2 separate regions of the Mus musculus genome follow, and region 1 is linked to region 2. The links are chromatin loops, found by intact Hi-C in ENCODE. Cell type or tissue: left cerebral cortex. All regions are shown on one strand.

What was found. Peaks named below come from ENCODE experiments on the same cell type or tissue, not always from the same donor. Only the 100,000 strongest peaks of a DNase experiment are listed, where the experiment ranks them.
Region 1: a loop joins it to region 2, with 2.2 times the contacts of the local background. A loop is called at or near these places in 5 of 42 quality-filtered maps.

Annotation. Positions count from the first base shown.
Region 1 is chr6:93,782,878-93,790,877 of GRCm38, forward strand. Magi1 (membrane associated guanylate kinase, WW and PDZ domain containing 1) reads right to left here. Exons shown (of 24, transcript NM_001029850.4): 5 at 2,568-2,769. Among named protein-coding and RNA genes, the nearest start is that of Gm23035, 6.9 kb to the right of the region's middle. In left cerebral cortex, no CTCF peak of the experiment used is centred here; DNase peaks (open chromatin) are centred at 271, 3,301, 3,309, 3,504 and 3 more places; H3K27ac peaks cover 935 bases.
Region 2 is chr6:93,907,658-93,915,657 of GRCm38, forward strand. All of the region lies in intron 2 of Magi1 (membrane associated guanylate kinase, WW and PDZ domain containing 1), which reads right to left. Among named protein-coding and RNA genes, the nearest start is that of Gm22840, 21 kb to the left of the region's middle. In left cerebral cortex, a CTCF peak has its summit at 4,904; DNase peaks (open chromatin) are centred at 2,474, 4,679, 4,898, 5,368 and 1 more place; H3K4me3 peaks cover 2,761 bases; H3K27ac peaks cover 2,201 bases.

The DNA of each region.
Region 1 (8,000 bases), 120 kb before region 2:
CTAGTGTTTCTAGAGAAAGCAGGCTTGCATCAGGACCATCTGGCTGTCTCTCTGCTAGTGTTTCTAGAGAAAGCAGGCTTGCATCAGGACCATCTGTCTATCTCTTTGCTAGTGTTTCTAGAGAAAGCAGGCTTGCATCAGGACCGTCTGGCTGTCTCTCTGCTAGTGTTTCTAGAGAAAGCAGGCTTGCATCAGGACCGTCTGTCTATCTCTCTGCTAGTGTTTCTAGAGAAAGCAGGCTTGCATCAGGACCGTCTGGCTGTCTCTCTGCTAGTGTTTCTAGAGAAAGCAGGCTTGCATCAGGACCATCTGTCTATCTCTCTGCTAGTGTTTCTAGAGAAAGCAGGCTTACATCAGGACCGTCTGGCTGTCTCTCTGCTAGTGTTTCTGGGTTGCCAGTTCCTTTTGCTCAAAGCCTGGGATAACTGAACTAAAAAGAAAGCTCCATATTCCTTTGCTGGCACGCTTGAGACAGCCTGCTCACTGGCTCCTCTCAGTCCTCCACGCCAGTTTGCTACACAATGCATGAGGTTTCTAGGTCTATGTTTTGTCTTTAGTGGTCATCTTTATAGTATTTTAGATTTTCTGCAAACTGCAAACAAAACCAATCTAGTATTTATATTTTTCTAAATCTAAAAAACACGCATTCATTAGATTCATATCTAATTTAACTTGCCATTCAATGCAAGATACTCTAAGTTCATTTCCGAATGAAAAGACCGCTGAAAGTTTAGGGGTGCGTGTGTGTGCGTGTGTGTATGTATGTATGTATGTATAAAATTTAGGTTAGCATATAAATTGCAAGTATGTATGAATGTTTATACATATAAGTGAACATGTATGTATGTATGTATGTATGTATGTATGTGCTAGGGATCAAATATAGCCTTCATATATACAAGGGAGGAGCTCTACCATTAAACTATATCTCTAACCTTAAATGAAGTATACAGCTAATACGCCACAATTTTTGAGATTAGAGCGATAAAGGCCAAAGCTATGTTAACTTACAAAGAGGACAGAGTATGTACTTCAGCCAACTGTAGTATGGGGCTGACTTTTCATACACTGTTAGAATATTGAACTTATTTTTCTAAAACTTATCAACTCAGTCCTTGGCAAAATTATTGGCAGATTCTTTTCCAGGAATGTCTATTTCACACATTATTTGGTACTGGGAACATCTCTATTATATATTCCTTTGTTTGGCATAATTCTAGTTAATGGACATAGTTTCAAAGGCAATTTGCTATGGAATCTCACTATGAATGTTTGAACTTAAATGTGGTATCCAGTTTTCTTTGAGCAATGTTGAAATTCATGCATGTGATGAATGTGGTAGGAACGGAAGCAGTGATGCTAAATGTTACCGATCCAGGCACGTTAAGCAGCACTCTCCCCAACCCTCAGGAAACGTGGGTACCATCCATCAAAACCTTTTACAGATAAGGGAGAGGGCCGAAGAAGCAAGGATCCCAGGTCACACAGCTGAGAAGTGGAGAACACAAAGCACTGACCACTGTGCCTTCTATGCTGCTGTGTTTAATAAGCATCCACTATTAACAAGAACCAGGCAGAGCCGTGGGTGTCTCTGCCCTCTGGCTGGAGAATACCAGAGCTCCCCCCATGCCTCGCAAACTTCTTCCCAGCTGGGTTTCAAAAGTGACTGTTCTGAGCCTCTAGCTTTCTTTCTCACGCCCACGTGCTTAGGAAAATTTAGGAAAATGAATAATTTTAATTTTTAATTGCCCTTTTTCTAATAACAAAATATATGACATCTATGAAATTTTAAAACTCACAGAAATGTATAGTACAGTTAGAACACAGAACCTTCACTTAGACGCATGAATGCATTTTAGAAAGTTGAAGTGCTTTAAATATTCTTTGGCAATGCTTCCTTTTGCTGATTCAATTAATAGGGCATTTATGTGAGGATAATACATCTATCTATATTTTGTTTATGTACTGGGAATACAATTAGAACATTATACTACTGCTCTAATAGAATAATTGACCACCCATCCATCTGTGATCTATAAAAAAATAGTACATGCTGTGGAAAGCAGAGTCTTGCTACACCACAGTGGCACAAAACACAAAGGGGAAAAAACATAGTCCACATCAGTCAAATTAAAAGCTCCTGGACTTTGAAAAGCAATGTAGAGTCACACTTGAGAAAAATCGCAATTACAATAAATTATGTCCAGAATGGATGAAGAAGCCTGAAAACTAAGGAGTAAGAAAACTAAAGACTTGTTAAGAAAAACATGCCAACAATTTATCATTTTAATGGCTAAATAGAATAGTTATTTATTATAATTATATAGCAAGATCCAGTTGTCTTACCCCTTCAAGAAATTATAGATCTTATGCTTCCTAAAACCTTTTCACACTGAATAATTAAGAATGATATGGATGAAAACTGTTTTTATGAGAAGCCTGTTTAATGTCGGAGAAGAATAATGTGGGCGTGGGATCAGTTTCCTCAGGCTTAACTGATATGCAGAGCAGGAACGGGAAGGGACAGAGAGAAGGGCATTTTCAGTAGAGAAAATGGTATACATTACTCTATGAAATAGACTTCTCCATTTTCAGTATAGGCCATCTCCCAGTTTTCAGGTAGAGGACCTAAATTATCCTCTGCAGAAAGAGGTAGGTACTGAGGGAACTTCTGAGAAGGGTCCGTGATGGGAGCAGCGAGGATGCTACTATTCACAGGCGGGAGCGTTGCTTCTTGGAGAGTGTGCTCGTCCTGGTCTCCAGAGTCGGCTGCGTCAGGCACAGGGAGAGAGAAAAACAAGTACAGAACTGTTCAACAACACAGCACAAGCCTGGGAAACACACACGAATACATCTGTGTTCTTTCCCCACACTCATTTGTGATCCTAGATTCTGTTAACAGATATTAATTATGCATAATAAAGCCCTGCGTTATGTCATCTCCGCACATGTGTATAATATGTTTGCATTATATTAACTCACTACCCTATTTTATACCCTCTCATCTTCTCTTCGCATGTAGCCTGCCTTCTATTTTACTCTTGCATCTTCTAGTGACCCATGAGTTTCTCATTGCGCTGCTTATAGAAACTTACGAATGCATTGCCAATGACAGTGTCATTGAAGAAAGTGCCTCTGTCTCCTCTAATCAACCAGTAATTATGTATAAATCATCATGGGGTGTGGGACTTTGTGAGCCACTTCCTCTTTCATAGCAGCCCACTGCCAAGCCCAATCTTACAGAGACCTTGAACATGTAATCAGGGATGCTGGGATGAAGGCTGCACCAGTGATGTCATGCCTAGTTGTTAGAGTTCCACACTACTTTCCAGCTTTCTGAGCTCTTACATTCTTTCATTCCTTCCTCTGCAATATTTTCTGAGCCTCAGTGAGGGTGTTAGAGATGACTTACCAATAGGTAGGCATTTAATCATTATGAAATTCCTGTACTGTGTATCTCTGATGAATGCAGTTGCAAAAATTCTCAATAAAACACTTGCAAACCGAATTCTAGAACCCGTCAAAAAGAGCTTTCATCCTGTTCAAGTTGGCTTTATTCCAGAAATGGTTGGGAGATGATTCAGTCAGTAGGTGTAATGTGCCACCATTAATAGACTCAGACAGAAATCACTTGACCATTTTAAGAGAAGAAGAAAGAGAAGGAGAAGAAGGAGGAAGAGGAAGAAGAAGAGGAGGAGGAGGAGGAGGAGGACCCCCATCCCTACCCCCACCAATCCAGCATCTACATTTTTTTTTAAAACAGACCTTATCTTTTCCTAATTGCTGGTTATCAGCTATGGCTTCTGCTTCACTTGGATAAACAGAAGGAATCAGAGTGACTAGCATGGCTGGTGATACAGTTGAGCAGCAGAGCATAGGCTTGTCACATGCAGGGGCTTGGTTCAATATCTAGCACAAAAGGATCCGCCCAAACAAAACAAAAATAGCAAAACTTAAAATATCTTGAAGATATCAAAGAAGAAACCAATGTATCAACTGGAACCCTAAAGGTTCTATTCCAAGATGTCCTCAAACTGAGCTCAACTCTCATTCCATAAATTTATCCAGTTTCCCAATTTGGGGGAGGGTAGGGAGTGGAGGTCAGGGGAGCTCAAATTGAACATACAGGCACAGTGGTATTTTTGTGTAAGCTTTTAGAAGACTTTTGATAGATACCAGGAAAGATCAAATACTGACAAATTTGGAAAGAATATGAAAGTTTAGAATATGAAGACTCACTGGCATACAGTGAGTCAGAACTGAGACTCCTTTGGGAAACTAAAGAGACTATTCTTGTGAAAACCAAGACAGTTACCTCAGAATGGTTATCATGTGGGTGGATCTTAAAGGAAGGTTCTCAGTGAACGTGTCTCCCTTGCCTCTGTATTAACCAGAAACATCAAGGATGATGCCATCCAAACACCCATAACCAGCCCTGCTGACATTCCTGCTGATGTTTTTATAGAGGATGGTGAGATTGGATGTCAAACTTCATGGGGATTCGACATAGAATAACCAGGACAGTCATTTTCTGTCTCCCACGTCATCCCTCTGTAGACATTTCTGAGTCTAGGAGAGATGGTCTGAGAATCGGAGATAAAACATAGATTCTCACGTCGTCTGATGAACGGCTGGTGAAGTCAACACCCCAGAAGGAAGGTTCTCCAAAAGGTGGATGGCAGAAGGCCAAGCCTACAAAAGATGAGCAGTTCTGCCAGAGCCTAGCACCACTAACTAGGCCATCTATAGGACTTCTCTGGCCAACATCTCCCACCTCTTATTTTGGTGACATCATTCAGGCTCCTGTATGGAGGCCATTCTTGGTCTAGGTGGTCCAGATAGAAACAGACAAACCCATTTGTGGTTCCCATTTACACTTTTGGATTTAGGGAGATTCTCTCATTTCTGCCTTTTCTATTGCTTCAGGCACTCGTAAATGTTGCAAGGCTAAACATGAAGGTCGGGTGTCTTAAATTACATTTCTATTGCTATCATAAAACACCAAAACCAAAAGCAACTTTGGGGAGGAAAAGGTTTATTTGTGCTTTCTATTGTAATCTATCAGAGGGAAATTAGACCAGGAACTCAAAGCAGAAATCTGGAGACAGGAACTGGCTGAGGGCATGGAGGAGTGCTGCTTACTGGCTTATTCCCCATGGTTTATTCGGCCTGCATGTGTGTGTGTGTGTGTGTGTATACACACACATGCAGGCTGAATGGTTATCATGTGGGTGGATACACACACACACACACACACACACACACACACACATACACACACACACATATATATATAAAGATATAACCCAGGATCACCTGCCCAGGAGTGGCACTGCCCCCAGACAGTTGGCCCTCACATACCAATTGTTAACCAAGAAAATGCACTACAGACTTGCCTACAAGCAAATCATACTGGAGTCATTTTCTTAACTTAAGAGTCCCTCTTCTTCAATGACTAGCTTGTGTCAAGCTAACATAAAACTAAGCAGCACATCAGGTGTACAAACTCTGGTAGAGCAACTGGCAGCTTGTTGATGCTGAGATAATCAGGTAGACAGACAGGTATTTACACTTGGTATGCCAGGGGCCATATGTCTTAGTAAGACCTACACAGAGAAGAGTAGAGAGGAAAGGTGGTGGACATTGCCTAAGATTCATGTCTGAAACCAGGGCTGTCCATCAGGCTACTCAACTGCTTCATTCCTTAAAATCACTTTCCTTCTTAAACCAATTCAAATCAAGTCTCACAACTTATATCTAAAAGTACAGGTTAATAGAAATCTAGAACAGAAAAGTCATCAAACAATACCAGAAATCATCTTGAAATTAATAGATATCAATATAAATTGAGTAATTAGCAAGAATAAAAAGACTCATCCTTAACTCCACAGAAGTCAACACACACTCATTTCTGACATTCTTCTGGAAGTTGAACTTCCCATGCAGAAATGTGCCCCAAGACCCCCAGACCTACTACTAAATACTAATATGGTTCCTTGCTACAAACAACAAGATTGAGGTATATATTTAAAGGGACTTTTTTTAAAGTACCAAATTGAAAAAGACTCAGTTCATACAAGAACCATGTTTCAGACAGTTCACCAAAGAATGTATGGACATAAAGTAAGGTAGCGGGTGAGTTCTTTAAAGTCTTAATTTTACTCCTATCAGTGACTTGAACTTAGCTCCTCAATCTTGAGCAGCCAAGACATACTCACTGATCTGTCTCTCCAGTCCCAAAAATTGCTTTCTTAATGTTTATGGGTTTCCAAATAATAGTGTACTTTGGCCAACAGTATAATTCTACCACCATTGAGTAGATAAGAAGTATTTACCCTGAGTGGCTCCTCGTAGCTCTGGAATTCAGGAACTGTTTGTTGAAGACTGTCCCACTACCCAGCGTTCGACCACCAGTCCTCTGATTAGTGTCTGCTCATTGCTGAGTGTCTGCTATCATCACATCAGAAAGAAGGTACAGGCTTTGGCCTCAGGATGCATGTGGCCATTATTCTATCTGGGGTCCCACTACAGACACTGAATGTTATACTGGCATCATTATGGGGTACAATTTCATTAAATGACCCAAGCAAAGGACAACAGCAATGTCGGATTATTTTTTAATGTCCTGGTGAGTATGCTCACATAGTACTTCTACATTTGGACGGGACTGCCATAAATTTAGCAAAGCCAGTCTAAAGCAGAGCTAGGACCTTATTGCGCTGTTGTTCAAGGGGCTGTTAGCTCAGTGTTGGTGGACTGCAAGTTAAAGAGGTAGACAGGGCAAAGTTATTTGGAGCAATTCCTTTTACACATACATCACAGAAGAGGTAGTGTTAGTTAACTGAAAGCATCAGTTTGAGTTAGTGCATGACAGAGCATCAGTGCCATAAATTAGTATTTATTTAACATATTCTTTACATGCTGAGGTTATCCTACCACACAGACACATCAAGCAACCCTTCCTGTCTTTCCCTTCTCTATTTTCTTTCTCCATCCCCTGCCACCCCCAATCCTCAGATCATTGTTTGGAATCAGGCCCAGAACTTGTATGCTGGGCATGTGCTATGCCACTGAGCTATTCTCTCAGCATATGTCATTGCTTTGTGCTACTTGCCTTCTTGGTATTAAGGCAGGAGTTTATATAGCTCATATTTGGCCTCTTTGTCAGTGTATAAATTGGTGGTAAGACTAATTTATCAATGATGGCCTGGAAACAAATGCTGTCCTTAGATGCTAGGATTTCAATTGAGAATGATAAAGAAGTCAGACTTTGAGACCAATAGGAATTTATAGTAGGTAGAACAGGAAATCCACCAATAACTACAGCGACTACCATGAGTTTGACTTTGCTTTCTGCCAAGAATCCCCATTAACATGTTCACAGAGGACAGGTAAAGGAACAGGTATACTCATGGGAATAAATCTGGGGACCACTCCTGGGACCAATCTAGGGATCTATGCTTGGAATCTACTCTTGGAGAAGACTCCTGTTGGATACTGAAGACCACTATATGAGTCTGCTTGAGGGGACTTCAGGAGTCTATTCCTAAGGACTACTCCTGGGGTCTACTCATGAGGTCTATTCCTAGGGTCAATCCCTCAGGTTTTCTCTTGGGAACTAGTCTTTGGAACCACTCCTGGGATCTACTCCTGGAGACTACTCCTGGAGTCTACTCCTGTGGTTTACTGAAGATCACTCCTGAAGTCTACTAGAGAGACTACTCCTGAGTCATCCCTTGGGACTACTCTTGGCATCTACTCCTGGTGTCTACTCCTCAGGACTACCCCTGCACTGACAGAGGTGATTCACTGAATCTGACCTGTTAGATCTGCTTTGTGGACCTCCTCTTTGCTATAAGTTAAATCATGATTTGCTATTTCTTATCTACTGAACCACCAAGACATTAAAATATGAGATGTTTTTTAAAGGAGATGATAACACTTGTGCATAATTTACTTTCACTTTGGAAAAGACCACTATAAAGGCACGAAATACTCAA
Region 2 (8,000 bases):
GCCATCTAGTCAGCACCCTGCAATGGCTGCCACCCATTGTCAGTAGTGTGGTTGTGCCCTAAAATGCCAAGCACCATTTGTCCTGCAGTCAGAACTCTCTCCACAGTTCTGCCATCTTCTCTACTCCAGCCATTCTCTTGCTACTTCTCAGAAAGTGCACTTAGCACTTCTACTGTAGTATCTGTACTGGATGGTCCATCATCCACACATAATCCTTTCCCTCACTCTCTCACGTTTTATGTTTCCTTCCCTGTGGGGCCTAACCTGACACCTTAAAGACCATACTGCAAACCACAATGTACCCAATCCCCACGTTCCTGGACATACTCTCCTCCCCAGACCCCCACCACATCTGCACTGTTCTGCCTTCCAAATAACTGACCATTGCCCAACGCTCCTGACTATAGCACACATGAAGATCCCCATGCTGGATCTTTGTCCATCCGGTTGATCATAAATCTCCAGCACCCCAATGGTTCTCCGCACAGAGAAGTTGCAAACTCAGTATTTGCGCAATGTCTAAATCTTCCTTGTGAGCTGGCTTAAGCATGAAGCAGCCTGAAAACACAGATGATGACTAGAAAGCAGGAAGTCGGCAAACACGCGCCGACATGGAAAGTTACCCGGATGTGATTGATGGTAACACACAGAATTCATGGGTGAGACTAGTTCCTGTTTATCAACTGGGGATGGAAGAGGGACCCAAAGTCTTGGCATCAAATGAAATTAAACGCATTATACCACTCTATCCCACACCTCAGGACATGGGGTATTTGCTACCAATGGCAGGGATATTTTAATTATTGTCTTAAGATGTCAATTCCAAGTAGAATACAGTGGCGTTGACTAAATTCTGACTGCATATATTAATGTGGAACTTGAGAGCACATACACAAGCAGTCCTTTTGAAGTATGAGATTGAGATCAACTGGAAATTATATATTACATTTATCCTTGTGATTGACCTTATTTGTAAATAATCAAGTCTTTTATACCTTTTAGGAATAAACTTCACATAGGGAAAGTATTTTTCAATAATCATTTCTACCTTATCCTCTTTTCCTTACCTTGACTGGATTAAATCAACATGGGTTCTAACTCAAGCTTCAGAAGCTAAGGAAGACCTAGTCTTCTTTGCTATATTACAATCTTCAATATTCAAGGTCACAGAGTAGGCACCCACACACATGCTACTTTCAGTTGAGTATCGCCACTAGACAGAAATGTCAATAATGATGTAAAGGTCCACAAAGCCATAAAGAGAAGTAGCAAAGGTTTACATACACCCAGGTGCTAAGCATCATTAAAAAGAGCTAAATTTTTGCCGACTAGCCTCCCTTTCAGGGCCCTATCTATACTTAGTATTTCTAAAGCAACACTCTTTGGCATTGTTCCACAATTAATTAGAAAATTATGGCACTTACTCCTTTTAGGCAAGTTATTTCATATAGCTGTTGTCAAATTTGTAGGTTCACGTGGCTCTAATCTTACTGTGGAACAGAAATACACCCCACACAATAATTTAGCATCACCTTGAAGATCAGCTAAACTCTGAGCAGAAAGCTAAGTGCCTTTTTTTTTAATTTCATAAATATGGGATCCACTATCTAGTGTGCAGAAAGAACATGCATCTTTAAAAACAAGGGATCCTGTGCCCACCTTTCTCTACTTTTGAAGTGATTTTTCAAGTACTGGCAAAAGCAACAGCACTCTAGGACTCAGATCGAACTTCAAAATGACTGCTCAGGGTTCCTGGTGCATTCACTGCCCACATGGTTACTCCAGGCTTGGCACTCAGAACTAAGAGCCAGAAAGGAAAGCAGCAAACCCTCCACAAACAAAGAATTCCAGAGAATAGAAGTTTATCCAGAAGGACTTTTCCTCCTTTCCCATTCACATCAGGCAATCACGAACATTGAAGAGGTTTGAGTCTAGTGGGTCATTTTCAAGCCCGGGGTCTCTTTTTACTTTCATGTTTTTGGATCCTTTCAAACATCATATTAAATGTCAAACAACATTTTCCCATTGATTTTATGCCCGAATCTAATAGTCTGTTGAAACTTTAAAGGTGCCAATCTCCTTGGGGGAAAAAAAAAAAAAAAGAATCAAAATGAGTAACCAGAGGCCAAGACCTGTATAGGAAGAATAAACCAAGCCAAGCCAAACCAAACCAAATCAAACCAAACCAAACCAAGTATCTACATGGCATGGCACACAGTCATCAACTCAGCAGACCCTTGGAGCAAATGGAACAAGAGTCACTTTCATTAGTATAGACCCAGAGTCAGGTAAGTTGCCAAAGAGAATGGACACACTGCAGTACTTGGGAGGGACTGGTTAGCCATAATTCCCCCAGTTGTGGGCATTCCTGACACTGTGTAGATGTGCTGGAGACCAAAAATGGCAGAAACTGCTGAAGATCCAGAACAAGATATCTGGAGCATGTGTTCATAACACTTCAGAAGACCGGAAGCCAAGCAGAGGAGAGACCCTGTCACACAGGCTTCTGCTGCGTTCCCAAATCAGTGACTGGCATTGCTGCCTTCCTTCTCAGAAATGCTATGACAGTTTGTCTGGTGCCAGAGGGTGTCAGTATGACGGCGAGGATGTGCTTACATTCAAATATTTGGGGACTGATTATCAACATAATTCTTTAAAGGAGAAAATAAACAGGCTGTGGGAATAATGGTTACCAAATGAACTGGATTTTGCCTAAAAACTACGATTGCAAAGGGAAAAAAAAATTGTTTTTTGAATGGAGAGTTGTCCTCCACTCTGCTTTCTCTGGTATTCTCTCCTCTATAGTCATTATTACCTTGGGGAACTCTTTCCCATTTAGGGCTAAATCTACTCCCTGTGGAAAGGCTAAGAAGCTCACATTAGAAAAGACACACTGAGCTACATACTTTGCGGTACATGTATGTCATGAAACAGGCCATCTCCTTTGCTGTTTCCTTAACAGCTTTAAAGACACTGCCTAGGTGCCAAGAGAAAGTACAACTTTCTATTTGTTTATTCATTCTGGTAACTGGTACTAATACATCAGGGCTTGACTCTGTGAATATAAAGGTTTTCTTCTTTCTTCCTCTGCTTTCTCCCTTCTTACACTTCCATGTGCATGACAAGACTGAAGCGGAGTACGTTCCTGATGCACATCGGCTACAGCCATGATTTCTTTTGTACCAAATACTCATGGACTATGTATTATTTCATGTGTCAAAAGGCCCATCTACAGCGGTGTATCACAGAAACTGTCTCAGTGGTGAATACATCCACTGGATGGTTGCTCCAGTGGACACACCCTGGGTTGTACATGAAAACTCTAGTCTTCTAGGGAAAAGTTCTGTAACAAACACAACTGCCCCCTGCTTTCTGCTCAACAAGGACCAGCAGGTAAACCTCAAGCCTATTCAGTGAAAACAAAACCAAACCCACCACCACCATCACCACCACCACCAACAACAACAACCACAAAAACCAGGCCAATTTCACCTCTGTAGTAAAAACACAAGAGAGGCAGATACAGTATCAAACATTTTCTTCAAGGCATTGCCATAGAAACACAACTTGAAATTTGCAGCTTGAGAAACTACAGAGGGACGTGAAGAAGGAAGGCTCTAACGTTTGACTTGGTGGGGTCCAGAGGGGCTGGGGAGTCAAAGGTGGGCCTCAGCCACAATCCCTTCCTCCTGCTCCATCCTCTTTCCCCTACCCTACCCTCCCAGCCTCAGAGGGGAAAGAGGGCCAGGGGCAAAGGCAGCTCCTGTTCTCTCAGCTGAGGGATGGAGGAATCAAGACAGTGTTGATAGCATTAATCTGCTCAGGCTTTCAGCAGCAGGCAAACTCATAGACAAGTGGGGAGCTCGGCCTCGCTGACTAGGGGCTGTGCAAGTTCAATCATGAAAAGAATCTGAACATGTCCCCCCCCAAGGCAGGATTTGAAGTTCTGGTAAAACACCAGTTTTCAGAAGGCACTGGCCTCATGGGTGATACAATGAAAGCCTTTCTCAACCAAATCATTTCCCCCAGAACCAAAATGCAATGTTAGTGTATGTTAAAATGTGCATAGCTTTATACATATGTAATATATATGGATATATTGTATATAAACCCATGGTTAAATATTTTCAAAATAAGAGTCACACTCCCCTTCCTCTACAGACACTTTCAGTTTTCATCTGAACCTCCAATGAACACGTTTGAACCTTTTGAAAACACTGAATAGGTTCTGGTCAAGAGTAGTTAAAAACAAGCATGCCAGCAAACAACAAAGCCAGCGAGGGTTATCTGAGCAGTGCACAGTCCTAACTAAAAAGCCTCCTAAATGATTCTCACTGGATAGGCACCGTCAACTCTTGGAGAGAGAAAGGGCCTATTCCTAATCCGTACAAATAAACAACACAGACCCTCAAGCCATTTAGTTCGGACACAAATCCACTCCCTTTGTGTGGAAGGCCAACTCTGGGGATGAGACAGCCCCCTTGCACACTTCACTGCCCCCTGCTACTCGGTCAGACAGACTCCGAGTTTGAGAAGAGGGAAGAAGGTACACCCTCCTGTCTCTTTAAAGAAATAAAGATACCAGTCTTCCAGGATTGGTCCATTAAGAACCAGCCAGGGAGAACAACCTTCCAGCTCCCAAGCACTTACAAACCAGACTCCAGATTCCTCTATTTACTGATGCCCACAGACAAGCATACCTTACCTAGACAAGACAGTGTTCTCACAAACACATGTTAATCTCCAGGAAGCAAACCTAAGAAGCCTTCTGCATGTACATCCCCCCTTTAAAAGTGGGGGAGAGGAGAGAGGGATGGTGGTCCTTTTCCTCTTTATTTTCTGGAGAGCTTGTGAAGCTCTCTCAAAGTGCAAAGGCATTTGCCCACTACCGCCAGGAGAAGCAGTCGCTGTCTCCCCGCCTACTCCAGCCTGGGCGCCGGAACAATGCAGCAACATGCATTTACCAACACCTGCTGGAGCCTATTAATATGCACGGGGGCCTAAGGCTTTCCCCCTCCCCTTCCCCTGCCCTCCACACTGAGCAGGCTTTCATCTCCTCCTTTACCATCCATCAGGAACTCGTTTCGGTGGCCCCCCTCCCCCGCCCACCCCCAGTCCCCATTCAGCAAAGCCTGGGGGCCGCCCCTCGCTCTGGCTCCCCAAACCCAGGCTGACTAGCACACTTTGGAATGCACTTCATTAAAATTTAGCTGCCCGATTCCAACCTGCAATGCGGAGGAGGCAATACAAAGCGCACGCCACACTTCCTCCAGCATCCCCTTCAAAAGCCCCATTGTTCGCCAGGCATCTGCTCTGGAGCCCAGCCTCTCCCTACCCACTGACCTCTGATTTTTTTTTTTTTTCTCCCTTCCCTGCTTCTCCTCCCACCCTGCCCAGCCAAACGGGGCCTGCCTGCCCGTTGAATTAAAACGCAGCCTCAGCCATCTGGCCCTCCCAAGCTGGCCCACAGTCTCCCCTCCTCCCTGGTCCACACACCACACATGGCATCTTCACCTCCATGGATGTTCCCACAACCCAAGCGCAAACCTCCGGTGGCAGGCGCTCCGGTCACAGCCTGCCTGATCCCAGCCTTCTTCCAGTGGCCGAGCGTTCGAATCCAGAGGTGGGCAGGGGTTGGCCTGGGAAGATCATGGACTTGTACTTGCCTGCAAAAGCCCAGCCAATCGCCAAGATTAATCCTTCCTTTTGTGCGCCTGAAAGAGCCTCCCACCACGCTGGTCTTCGGCTCCGCAGCGGCTGTAAGGAGAGGCGGGGGTGGGGAGTGGGATCTGAACCCCTTCCTAAGCTAGCTAGGGGCTCCTTGGCCACCTGACCACTGAGTGGGTTTTCCAGGGCACAGGCTCTGGCTGGAGGAGCAGCTGATGTGCGAGAAGGGAGAGAAGATGCTCAAGCTTGCGCCTTTTATATCACTGGCGACATTTCTAACACATGACAACAATTTCCATCTGTATTTAAGCCGGGAGTGTGAAAAAAGCGCATTACATCACAGAGCCCGGGTTCTCAGAGGCTGCCGGATATCTAGGCCAGGGGGGATTAGGGCTGCACCTGTGAAGGGGGCGGGAGGGGGCGGGACCCAGCTAGCTCCCCTACCAGGACATGTCAAGTCCCCACCACCCGATTGGTCCTGGGGAGCTCTTGGCCAAGGAAAGGCGGGAAATCGGGTTGCCCCATTTGCTAAGGACTAGCAGCTGAGTGGACAGATGGGTGAGGGCTTGAGGGTATGGTAAGGAAAGGTGGGTGAGTCTCAAGAATGGGGACAAGAGCCTCCCAAGTCCCCTCGGCCTCTCTCCTAACTTTGAAAGAAATTTCATAGAAATAATTCTTATATTTGAAATAACTGTTTTCATGAAGTTAAAGATGATGGAGAAGCTGAGAATGAGACTTTGAAGGATTCCCCTTCAAGCAGCTGATTAGAAAAAAAAAATAAAATAAAGGTAGAATCCCATTTAGAACCAAACACTTGAGGTTTACCACCTCGTATTCAAACTTACTTTTTAGCGTGTGTCTGTGTGTGTCTTAGGCACGCACGCGCGCGCGCGCGCGCACACACACACACACACACACACACACACACACACACACACACAGATCTTTGTGAAGTGCCTTCTTCAGTCATTTCTGTAGATTAATTTTTGAGGCAGGGTCTACCACTAACCTGAAGTTCAATGTGAGTCCAGCTAGACTAACTAACTGGCCAGCAAGCCCCTTGGGGATGCCCTTATCTCTGCCTTCTAGGCACTGGGATTAAAACTGCATACTGCTGCAGCTGGCTTTGAAAGGGAGCCGGGGATCTCAGGTTCTCCTGCTTGTGCAGCAAACCCTTTACTAAGTCATCTCCCTACCCCTCAAACTCAGGGCTTTGATCCCAGCCCTATGCCCAGGTCAGCATCCTCACCTCAGCTCCAGGAGTGGGAAACAGTGCTGTAAGACTTCTGGAGAGTAAACATTCCCTATTGGCAGTGGCCACACTACAGGGCTTGCCTTTGACCCACCACCTGTATTTCCCCAGCTCCACGGTCACATGTAAGGGACTGTCGAGAATTAAGTACTAAAGAATGGACAGGAGACAAGGGAATCTAAAACTTTCAGATGAACAATGATGGGGAACCATAGATGGAGAGGTCCAAAGCCAACAGAGAGCAAAGCATTTGAAAGCTGGGGGAGAGAAAGGTTTAGAGGGCAGTCTACAGGTCAGATAACTAGAAAACAGAACTTTCCCTAGGACACAGGATCAACTACATGTCAGAGCAGATGAAAAAAATTTACTAAGCAGGAACCTGTCGCTGTGCATTGGGAAATGTGATCTTTTGTTCCTTGAACAATCCAAGGCATGACAAGATTTCACTGCTTTTTTGTTTTCCAGCCAGGGTTTCTCTGTGCAGCTTATGCTTTGGCCACCATGGCAGGCTCAAGTCTGCATTTCTAGCACTCCTCTTCCTATGGGCACTTAGAGTTCTAAGACTCCACACTGGAGTGTGCCCCAAGTCCATCTCTCCTTGTTCTGCTTTTGAGCATCTGTGAACTGTGCTAAGAACTTTTTGTACATTATTCTCACATGATAATAGTCATTGTTGTGTGTATGAATGGATGAGTTCACATGTGTGCACATGTATGTGTGTGCATGTGAGGCCACAAGTCAGTGTCAGGTGTCACCTTTATCACCATTTCTGTTAAAATTTTTACACATGGGAAAACAGATAAGCAAAGTTTCTCTATGGTCCATCCATAGGAAAAAGTGTTACTGTATATCATGCTGTTACTGTTCACTACAATCACTTACTAAGCATCTCTAGTAATTTTTGTTGTTTGGTTGCTTTTTGTTTGTTTATTTGTTTGTTTGTTTTTTGAGACAGGCTGCATAGCTCTGGCTGTCCTGGAACTCACTATATAGAAGAGGCTGACCTCAAATTCAATCTGCCAGAATAAGTGAGATGCTTTTGGGTTTGTTTGTTTGTTTTTTAAAGCTTCATTCCAGATTC